Linked DNA regions of Mus musculus: regions 2 and 3 are each linked to region 1. Evidence: chromatin contacts called from ENCODE Hi-C or POLR2A ChIA-PET data. All regions are on one chromosome and are shown on one strand. The core of a region is the stretch at or near the end of the contact, and the rest is flanking DNA. Distances in the headings are between cores, read along the strand shown. Region 1 holds the start of Lsm14a (LSM14A mRNA processing body assembly factor). Region 2 holds the start of Pdcd5 (programmed cell death 5). Region 3 holds the start of Faap24 (Fanconi anemia core complex associated protein 24).

What was found. Hi-C counts contacts between places; a loop is a spot of excess contacts on that map. ChIA-PET counts read pairs that join two places held with the same protein, here RNA polymerase II (POLR2A).
Region 2: a loop to region 1 is called in a map of adrenal gland, with 5 times the contacts of the local background. The contact joins the promoter of Pdcd5 here to the promoter of Lsm14a in region 1. A Hi-C loop is called at or near these places in 5 of 37 maps with a recorded cell type or tissue (T-helper 17 cell, adrenal gland, regulatory T cell and 1 more).
Region 3: a loop to region 1 is called in a map of heart, with 2.9 times the contacts of the local background. The contact joins the promoter of Faap24 here to the promoter of Lsm14a in region 1. A Hi-C loop is called at or near these places in 1 of 37 maps with a recorded cell type or tissue (heart). POLR2A ChIA-PET finds 5 or more read pairs at or near these places in 1 of 5 experiments (Patski).

Annotation. Positions count from the first base shown.
Region 1 is chr7:34,387,829-34,391,245 of GRCm38, forward strand. Lsm14a (LSM14A mRNA processing body assembly factor) reads right to left here and starts at 1,877. Exons shown (of 11, transcript NM_025948.3): 1 at 1,530-1,877. The coding sequence starts at 1,650. It overlaps Gm12764 (predicted gene 12764), which reads left to right and starts at 785. Exons shown (of 2, transcript NR_169160.1): 1 at 785-1,180.
Region 2 is chr7:35,645,639-35,649,055 of GRCm38, forward strand. Pdcd5 (programmed cell death 5) reads right to left here and starts at 1,844. Exons shown (of 6, transcript NM_019746.4): 1 at 1,668-1,844; 2 at 506-543. The coding sequence starts at 1,733.
Region 3 is chr7:35,395,021-35,398,437 of GRCm38, forward strand. Faap24 (Fanconi anemia core complex associated protein 24) reads right to left here and starts at 1,747. Exons shown (of 4, transcript NM_178643.5): 1 at 1,193-1,747; 2 at 217-356; 3 at 1-107. The coding sequence starts at 1,298. It overlaps Cep89 (centrosomal protein 89), which reads left to right and starts at 2,043. Exons shown (of 19, transcript NM_028120.3): 1 at 2,043-2,186; 2 at 2,970-3,076. The coding sequence starts at 2,148.

The sequences.
Region 1 (3,417 bases), core at 627-3,126:
TTTGAGAGGGTTTCATGTGTACCAGGCAGATCTTGAATGCCTGACCTCCTGCTTCGACCTCCCTGGTGGAATCACAGGCATGCACCACCCACACTCGGTTTTTCTCACTGGGGAGCCAACCGGGTTTTATGCATTTAAGCATCGACTGAGATGACCTAGCTGTATTGCTTTAGCAGCCCTGATTTTGCATATCGGGGACTACAGGGGAGTGTCACAGCACCAAGCCTCATACTGCTCTTTAAAAAGCAGACTCCTTGACTTTTCAGTGTTTGATTCAAGGATTTTTTTTTTTAAGTAAATTGCCAAAAGTTATGTAAGTATCACAATGCAACTGTGGAAAACATCACCCTACTCTTTTATAGTGTCCCTTTTTTAAGCTTTGTTTTTGTGGTTCTGGGGAGGGAACCCAGATCTCCCACTTGCTAGAGAAGAGCTGTCAATCAAGCCACACCCCTACCCCCTATTAGGTATAATTCAAGAAACTGAAACTGTTAAAAGAAGCATCTATAAAAAATGCTTTTAGATTTAGAATCTTGCTATCCCTAGGACCTTTTTTCCTAGCATACTTAGTTCTTAACAATTCTACTAGGTGTGGTAGGAAAATAGACCTCCCTGGTATCAGAAACTGTTATAAGACTTCCCCTAGGATCAGAAACTCAAGTTTATTTTCTTTGTGCCTTCCTGTCACTAGCACGCGTGAACGGAAACAAAACCCACAAATTGACTGTATCGACTGTACAGACTATGGGGTTGGGGTAAGTAGGGGGGGATCCCCTTCCACACAACTTCCTCTCCCCAAGTACAGCGGAGTCGGTCAGCGCCCCGATAGTACTCGCTCTGAAGTGTGTACAAGAGTCCCGGATCATCAAAACTTAAACTTTCCTTTCTACCAGGGTTCCAGAAAATTGGCCCATGGGGACAGCAAGCAAGCATTTTAACGCGCACCCTTCGGTTGCATAAGAATTCCGGCATAACAGGTAACAATCACAGAGGAGACAAACGGGATGCGATCGACTGGACGGTACGAAACGGCCTTTCGAGATCACAAGTCTGCGGCGCAAACCCAAAGTTTGGAGCACACTCCTTAGGAGTTCACTCGACAACCGTCGCCACCGACCCAGACGAAGAACGCTGAGAAAATGGGTGCCCGAGGAATCAACACATCCGCATTCATCTCGAGGTAGGCGTCAAGATTCTTCGACTCCTCCGGCTTTGTTCGGCGCTTCCGAAGAAGGAACGACCGAATTTCGGTCTTGGAAGCCGCGAACCTGGGTGTGTTCTCCGGCTGGTTCCCGGGACTTTAGCATCGCCCCGCCCCGGGCGCCGCGCACTCGTTCCCCGGATGGAAGGCGCGGAGCTTCGGGGGAAAGGAAGCAGCCCGGGGAGCCCGGGGAGGCCGCAGCCCGGCCCTTGTCGCTTGGGGGCCGGGAGGGAGCGAGGCCCGTGAGGACCGCAGAGGGAGAAGAGCGCGAGGGCGGCGGGGCGCTCTACCCGCGCCCCCCAAAACCCCGAGGCCCGCCCCGCCGTACCTTTGGCGAGGGCTACCGTGGAGTTCTCGGTGTCGATGGTGTAGAGGATGCCCTCGTAGCGGATCTCCGCCTTGGAGATGAGGCTGATCTTGCTGCCGATGTAAGGGGTGCCCCCGCTCATGGCGCCGCCGCCGTCGCCCGCCGCTCGCACTCAGTCAGATCCCGCGCTGCGCCCGCCGCTCCGCCCGCCCGCCCGCTCGCTCGCTCCCTCCGTCGGCGCCTCACAGCAGCCGCCTCAGAACCAACATGGCGGCCGCGCCGGCTCCGCTTACCCTCCCCCAGCCTCCCGCCCTCAAACCGCGGCGCGGCGGCGGCGGCGGCGGCAGCAGCGGCGGCGGCGCAGGGCATGCCGGGAGGGCGAGGCGGCGTGCTTTCTCGCGAGACTCGCCGAGCTCACGGACGGTCCCGGGCTCTTTCCGCGGCGGCCCAGAGCGCTTGGCTTGCGCTCCCGACGTGGAAGGTTTTCACGGCACCTAGATGTCGCGGGAAGACTAGACGAGGGCCCATCCCGCCTGGTGATGCTGACTGCGGCCTCTGCCATTTCTAGGCGGGCTGCACTTTGGTACGAGCCCAGAGTCTTTGTAAGCGGTCGCCTCCCAGCTCCGGAGCCGCTCTCCGCGGGCCACGGAACTCTCACTGTAAACGCCAGAGCAGCCATCTTCGCCTGAGGAGTCTCACACTCCAAGGGCTGCCGCTCCGGGAGGCTCTGGGACTCTGTCCCCCAAACTGAGTCCAACCCTTTTTATGCGGCTTGATCCGTGTCCTAGCTTTCAAGATGTTCCCGGTCACTAACTATGCAAGAAACACCAGTCCAAGTGTTTCTCTGCCGCTTTGATCACTTAATGTCAGCTCCACTTTCTTAATAACGATCATCTCTCCGATCGGATACCAAATTGGCATCTTAAAACTTTGCATCCAGAGATGTAACTCTTCGGTTTTACTCCAAACTCGTCCCTCTAGCTTGTTCTCGGAGGTAACTATGAACCGGGAACGTTTGCTTAGTAGCTAAGACCCCAGTCCTGGATTGTCTTACACCTCCACACCTGTCCTAACTATAAATCTTGTCTGTTCAGGCTGGACCGTCTCCATCCGTACAGCTCTATATAACGCCTCAGTTACCCTGGCCAGAGTTGTTGGCAGTAGCTCCCGAAGAATTCTATTTCTCTTACCCCTACTAGGTTTTTCTTAACACAGCAGTCAGGGGGAATCATGTTCAAGTAGCAAGAGATTTTGGACTTTTGTTCAACTCAAGATAACATCCGTCTACTCAGTGCGCTCCACAGGTTACATTTTACACAAGGTGAAAACCAGACTTCCTAGTTTGGCTTATGAGGGCATGGATGATTTAATTTGTTGTTACACAGCTCCATACTGTTCCAAGCATCCCTTCTTCTCACAGCTTCCACAGTTCATTATACTCTGCTCAAAGCTGCCCTAAGAGGTGATGTATTTACAAAACTACAGTAGATCTCGCTTTACACCCCTCTTCTTGCCTTGCTCCCTCCCTACCCCCCATCGCATTTGTCTATTTAGTCATAAGTGTTTGTCTCCCTTCTTGGCTAGAATGCAAATATTTTGAGGAAGGGTTTCTGGTTTTAGACACTGTTTGCATCATCCTTGGGGCCAAGTGTAGCAACCGGCCCAGGACAGCTGCTCGGTAGACATTTGCTGCAAGAGTGAACAACTGGGATAAGAGCCGAACACAGGCAGCAAGTAGGATGTCTGGTGCGCTGAGCCAATGCATGGTGATTATCTGCGTGTTCCGGGAAAGCAGGAGAGAAGATTGATGAGCTGAGCTGTGACTGGTGCCCAGTGGCTTCAAGGGGGTCCCTGCTTCAGCATACAGTCATTATTTGGTGTGCAAATCTGCGTTTGGAGTCTTCCCTTT
Region 2 (3,417 bases), core at 594-3,093, 1.3 Mb after region 1:
AGAGAGGGAAAACCAAACAACCTGCTTTGAGAATGTGGACTTCCAACGGGTTAACCGTGAAGGTTGCCAAAGAGAGTGGGGAGCAAGGGACTTAGTGCTCAGATCTGAACACACCCCAAACAACGGGAGAGGCAAAAGCAGGGTGTGAAGTAGTCACGTCAAATGCATGCTTGAACTTGAGTGAAAGTGCTCTGCCACGCGCAGGGGTAAAACAGCAGAGTAAGTTAGTGTCCACGGACCGCTCACGGGGAGGCCTTGGGTCTAGAATCCCTATGAGGTTATTTACTGTTGGGCTTAGGCAGAACTTCAAAGTGAGGTCTTACTGGAACTCCGTGGGTATTTACTGAATCAGACTAAAAAGGGAATTACCTTCAAGCAGGCTTAGTAGAAAATCACTAGGTTCTGAGATTCACTAAGAGTCACGGACCAATTCCAACTACTAAATAAAAGCCAAAAGCTCAATCTATGAAACCACTCTTCCAGAAAGTTCTAGTTCCAGCCCTACCTTTGCTTTGCTTCCTGTTGGGCTGCATCACCAGGATCCTGAAAAAAAAATAATTTTTACCTTTTAATGGAGTGGAACTTCAAAAGAAGAGAGAAGAACACATGGGTCAGGGAAAGGTGGGGTGAGGCACATTTGTCACCATAGTTAGCACTTAGGAGACACAAGAATCTCAAGTTACCGGCCAGCCTGGGCTATAAACAGAGACCGTATTCAAAATAAAGTAAAATACCAAATAAATGAAAACAAAAATAAAGGGCTTATTCGATATTCTTTCTGCTATAATAGGTTCCCGAGGTGGAAACTGGACCTCACCAAAAAAAAAAAAAAAAAAAAAAAAAAAAAATCAATAAGTCAGTTTCCATTTGCAATGTTGTGTTCGTTTTATTAAATAAGGGCTGAGGGTGGAACTCAGGGAAGAGAGGGTGTTGTGTATGCTAGGTAAGCACTGTGGCCCAGGCTAACCCCCACTCCCAGCCCCACATTTCCCAAGCGTCTCAAGTCACAATCTAAAAGAATGTTTGAGAACGCACACATTCCTGAAAAGGCCCCGGTATCATGGAGCCCTATTTTTAACCAGTGAGAAGACTGGAAAAAAGAGACCCTGGCTTGGCACGAAAGATGCTGGCTCAAAGGCTCAAATGCTTGCCACTGAGGTCACCCACCACCACTAGCGTTTGTCCCAAGGCAAGTTTACAACCCGCTACTCCCTCCTAGCCGGCACCGCAGGGGCTGAGCACCATCTCTGGAGTCCGCGGTTCGACTCCCGCCCGGGGAGGCGCTGTCAGAGCGGCGTCCTCCGCACCAGAGCTCAGAGGATCCCCCTCTACACAGCGCGGGCTTCCGGTCGGCAAGACCCCCCCCAATCCGAGGACACCCCAATCCCGGCGAGGATCGCCTGAGGCTCGACGGCAGCGAAAACCGAGACTTGGGGGGTGGGGTGGGGGGTGACTCGAAGGCGCGCACACCCCAACCCGCACAAGCCTCACGCGGGACCCTACGGCAGCCGAGGAGGCGGCGGTGACCTCCGGGGACACCCCCATCCCCGTGGGCACACACACGTTGCCATGGGGTACGCGGAAGCCGGGGTCCCACGAGCAAACGCCGAGAGCCTGTGCCTGGGGCGAGGGCGTCACCTCGCCCGCCCGCCCGCTCGCTCACTCACTCCATGCTTGGCCTGCAACTCGGCCAGCCTCTGCTTCCTCAGCGCCTCAAGTTCTTCGTCCGCCATGGCGCGGCTGTCCCACGTCGCGCAGGCGCAGCGGCCGTCGGGGGTCGCGCAGCCGCAGCCGCCCTCCGGTACACTCGGTTGGAATCGCTTCGGCCGGAGACTCGAGCCCGGCGCCTTCGACTGCGCAGACGCGAGTGATGCTCAGGCATCAAAAGTCGAGTGCCGAGTTGGGGCTGCCGGGCCTCGGCCAGGGTGCCTTGCAGAGGACCGATCCTGCGATGGGAAAAGGGGCAGAACCTCTAAGAGGGCGCTTGTGGGTTCCCAGGCTCTGAACTGCGCGTTAACACGCCCCACCCTAATGATTCCTAGGACTGGCAATGGCGCAGTTCTGCAAGGTGTAAACTCCTTAGTCGACGCCCTGTCTGCTTTACCCCAACCCCCAAGGGCCTTTGCTGAGAAGATGCTGTGTGTGTGAGTGTGTGTGTGAACTATGGCAATACACACACACACACACACACACACACACACACCCTGATTTTGGAGTGAGGGTCCCAGTAAGGGATGGAGTGGGTGGAAAAAAAAACTGCTCAATTCTCCAATCCTGTGACTTGCTTATGGTATATGTATTTTAATTTTTCCAAATACATCTAACCATTTTCATTATATATATATATGGAGGTAAGGGATGAGTGAGCCTGAGGAGACAAACATTGGACCCCTGGAGTTGGAGTTCCAAGCAACTGTGAGTCACCTGATATTGGGTTGAGAATCGAATTCTGGTGCTCTGGAAGACTAATACACACTTTTAACCACTGAGCCATCCCTCTAGCCCATATACCTACATCCACCCTGTTGAGCAATGGCTACTCTCTATAAATTTTTCATCATTACAAACTGGCACCCACTCACTAAATAGAAATTATTTATTATCCCTGGTTCCCATTACAAAACAATGTTCTGTCTGTATAAAATTGCCTATTCAAGCACTATTTATTTATGGCTGGCATATTTGACCAATCATATACCACCTTCAAGTTTTTTATCCATGTTGTACCATGAGACAGAACTTCATTCTTGATTGGATTTGGTGGGTGTGTGCCTTTAAAGTCGGCCAATCCAGGGGCGTCTGAGGCAGGAGGATCTGGAATTGAAGACCAGCTTGCCATTACATAGTGAGACTTTGGCTCCAACCAAACAAGCTCTCCCCTCCCCCATTTCATTATTTCCTGGCTGAACATATTTACTGTACAAAGCACATTAGATGTATTCATCAGTTTAACCTTGTTCACTTTTTGCTTAGTGTGAGTAAAGCCACTATCAATGCATGTGTTCAAATGCCTGCCTGCAATCCTGCCTTCAGTTATTTTAAATATGTATCTATGGATGGAATTGCTGTGTTAGGGACTGTGGTGGTTTGAAAGAAAATGGCCCCCAGAGGCTCTTAGGGAGTGGCACAGTTAGGAGGTGTGCCTTGTCGTAGGTGTGTCTCGGTTGGAAGGAAGTGTTTTTCTGGGACTCTGAGGTTTCAAGTGTGCTCACGCCATAGTGTTACTTTCCCTGCTGCTCGCCTATTGATGCAGAACTCTCAGCGACCTCTCCTGTACCATGCCTGTCTGCACTACACCATGCTCCCTGCCACGATGATGATGGACTAAACTTCAGAACCTATAAGCCAGCCCCAATCAAATGCCTTCCTTTATAAGAGATGCCGTGATCATGGGGTCTCTTCACAGCAATAGAAATC
Region 3 (3,417 bases), core at 497-2,996, 1.0 Mb after region 1:
AGCAGCACCATCCCAAGGTCTAGCACAGTAAACTTCTGGACTGCTGGGAAATACTGTTCACTCATCTGGGTCTTCTCAACTATTATGATCCCTTGAAGATGTGAGGACTTCAAAAGAGAAGAACACAGCTCTGGTAACACAGTTCAGAAAGCTATCACTCAGCGCTTGGGACGGTTGAAGAGAGGGGATGCTAGATTTTAGCACCTCGGTACTTACATTTCTAAAGCGAGCGAGTCTTTTTCTGTAGCCATGTCCGGCCACCAAATCTGCTTCAGTGACATAGAGAATGCAAGATTTGCTAGACAGGTAAAAATCTGCTGATGCCAGGCCCTCCTCAAAAATGAGTCTAACTTTTCCTAAAAAACAGACAAGAAAATTCGTTTTTAGAAATTTCAGGTTAACAAGGCAGCAACAATTGAAATGTACTTTTTGTGCGAAGATTCATTTTTTTAAATGTGTGTATATGTGTGTATGTGTGTGTTCGTGCATGAAGGTACCCTGAGAAGCCATGAGAGGGCATCAAATCTTCTGGAATTGGAATTACAGGCAGTAATGAACAGCTCAGTGAAAACAGATGGGGATCTAGCCATCTCTAGCCCCCACCCCGCTTTTTGTTGGTTTGAGACAGGGTTTCTCTGTGTAGCCCTGGTTGTTCTAGAACTCACTCTGTAGATGAGGCTGGCCTTGAACTCAGAGATCCTTCGGTCTCTGCCTCCCAAGTGCTGGGATTAAAGGTGTGACCCACCACCACCTGTCCTAAACCTCCTTTTTAATAAAATAAAACCCAAAGATTTATATGTAGGTTTTGCTCGCATATGTCTGTGCACATGTGCAAGCCTAGTGCCCCCAAAGGCCAGAAGAGGGAGGAGTCTGACTCCTTGAGCCACCATGTGGGTGCTAGGAATTAAACCACGATCCTCTGTAAGATAAGCCAGTCCTCGTAACCACGGAGCTCTCTCTCCAGTCCCCTTTCATTTTAGTCTATGTAACTATTTTGAGACAAGTTCTCATAGCCCAAGCTGGCCTTGAACTTGCTATGTAGCCCCAGGCTGGTCTCTAACGCAATGATTCTCCTACTTCAGTCTCAGGAGTGCTGGGATTGCAAAGGAACATCACCATACCCAGCATTTCTCTCACTCTCTCTTTTAACGTGCTGGGAAGAAAGGGGTATGACAGAAGACAGCTCACTGACCTTGCATCTCCTGAGCCAGTTGGGACCCGCGCCATTTTTCACTAGCCACAATATGTCCTAGTGGCACGTGGACCGGACCGGTCCCATCAGGCGGGTTCCTTTCCATCCGTGGTTTTGGTCTAAATGAGGAAAATGCAAGGTCTCACTAGAGCAGGCGCTGTTGCACACAGTTCTACACGAAGTCGGGACCTCTTTGACAGGATCTGTAGAGTGGATTTTCAGGCACTGAGCTACTTCAACCGAAGTCTGAATTCAAGAGATTATTTATTTTCAAAATAAGACTGGGTCTTCTTATCACGCTTGGCTCTGTACTGATAGTTGACTCCAGCTGGACTTGAACTCAGCAGCCCAAGTGCTAAAATGACAGCCGGGCGCCACTACCCCGAGCTAAACCCGGGAGATTTCTGTTTGAGTGACTCCGTCCCTCTTTGTAAGCACCTCCCTTAGCTCTGGTGTCCTAACAGGACGCTTACGGTGGCTCTTCCATTCGGTCCCTGTCCTTCTATTCGGTTCCTGTCCAGGGCTACAAAGGCAGGGAAGCTCACTGCGCCGGGGTCTAGAATCTCCGTGGACCTCACCTGAGGCCCTGCCACTTCCGGGTTCCCACAGCCCGGGAGCCCTCTTTAAAATTCTGACCGCCCTGGCCAGCGTTTTATTGGGTGATAGGTAAAAGATGGGCGTCTACTATAGCCAATAATCGAACGGAAGTCTCAGCTTGCTTCCTCTCTGGCTGGAATTTGAATGACGCCTTGCTGGGTTGTCAAGAGCAACGGGTGGCAGTAAAATTGACTCTGATAGGCTGAGACTCAAAACAGAGCCAATGTGAGACATGCTTGTTGTAAAGTCGGGGGTCCGCGGGAGCTAGGCTGTGGGGAGCTGTGCAGGCTGCGGGGTCTACCTTCCAGCTAGTCCAGCGCCTGGCGGCTCAACCCGCAGCCCTCAGCTCTCAGCCAGGATGCTCCTCAGCTTCCGCAGGAACCGCCGGAGCCAGTTCGTGAGTAGTTCCAGGCCTTCGAGTGCGGTTAAAAAAAAAAAAGATTTATTTATATGAGTGATCTATCTGCATGTATGCCTGCATAGCAAGAGAAGGTGTCAGATCCCATTACAGATGGTTGTGAGACAACATGTGGTTGCTGGCAATTGAACTCAGGACCTCTGGAAGAGCAGACCATGCTCTTAACCACTGAGCCATCTCTCCTGCCTTCATGTGCAGGTTTTAAAGACTGAGATAGGAGCGAGGCGGGATCGCTATCAGGGAGCATTAAATTCCAGAAACCCAGACTAAATGTTCCAAAGAACCCTTCATGTCCAGAGCCTGCCACAGACAGGAATCTTGGCCTCCCTGTCAGGATTCTCCTCTTAGCCGGGAGTTCACTCCTGTCTTGGAGAAAACTTCCCCCATGAGTTGATTCCTTTCCTATTTAGGGTATATTAGCCCAGCTCACTTAGTTAATCCTCTCTGGAAAAGCCCTCCCACAGACACCCAAAGGTGTGCTTCATTACACGGTAGGTATAGATTAGCCCAGTTCAGTTGACAATTGAAATCGGTCAGGAAAGCTGCCGTGAGCAGGGAGGTGTGAATGAATCGGATAGCCATGATGGTGTGCCCCAGTGAGTGCCCTTGCCTCACCAATGGGGATTGGGAACAGCGGCAGGTGTGTGTGTAAAGACTCTTGTGGGGCCGGATCCCTAGAGTGACCTCAGTTTGGGAGGTGATGGTGGCCCAGGAGCAAGGTGATCTTCTCCCGGTGACCTGCCTTGGGTTTCATTTGTGCAGAACCACATCATCCATGGCTTCCTCCCCGCAGCCAGCATCGCTCCGAAGCCAGCGGTGCCACGCACACCCCCTCCTCGGAGCCCCAACCCTTCTCCAGAGAGGCCCAGGTAAGTCCCAAGATGAGCAGCACCGAGGGTCACGCCCGTGCTTGACCATCAAGTCCTGAATCCTGGAACTGATCACACTAGCCAAAAGGCCACAAGTAGAGGGCTAGACTATTACGCTCTGTGGTTACCTCTGCTCAGAGATGCACTAATATGGCTTCTCTGAGCATCAGTGGACTTGTCTGGGGTGTGGTACCTTCAATGGAAGATCTCAGATTTCAGGATTGGGTACAGTTGGTGCCTACTAAATATGAAGCACCAAATTTAAGTTAATCCTTCCATCCATCTTTCCTTCCTTCCTTCCTCCATTCCTTCCTTCCATCCTTCCTTCCTTCCTTCCTTCC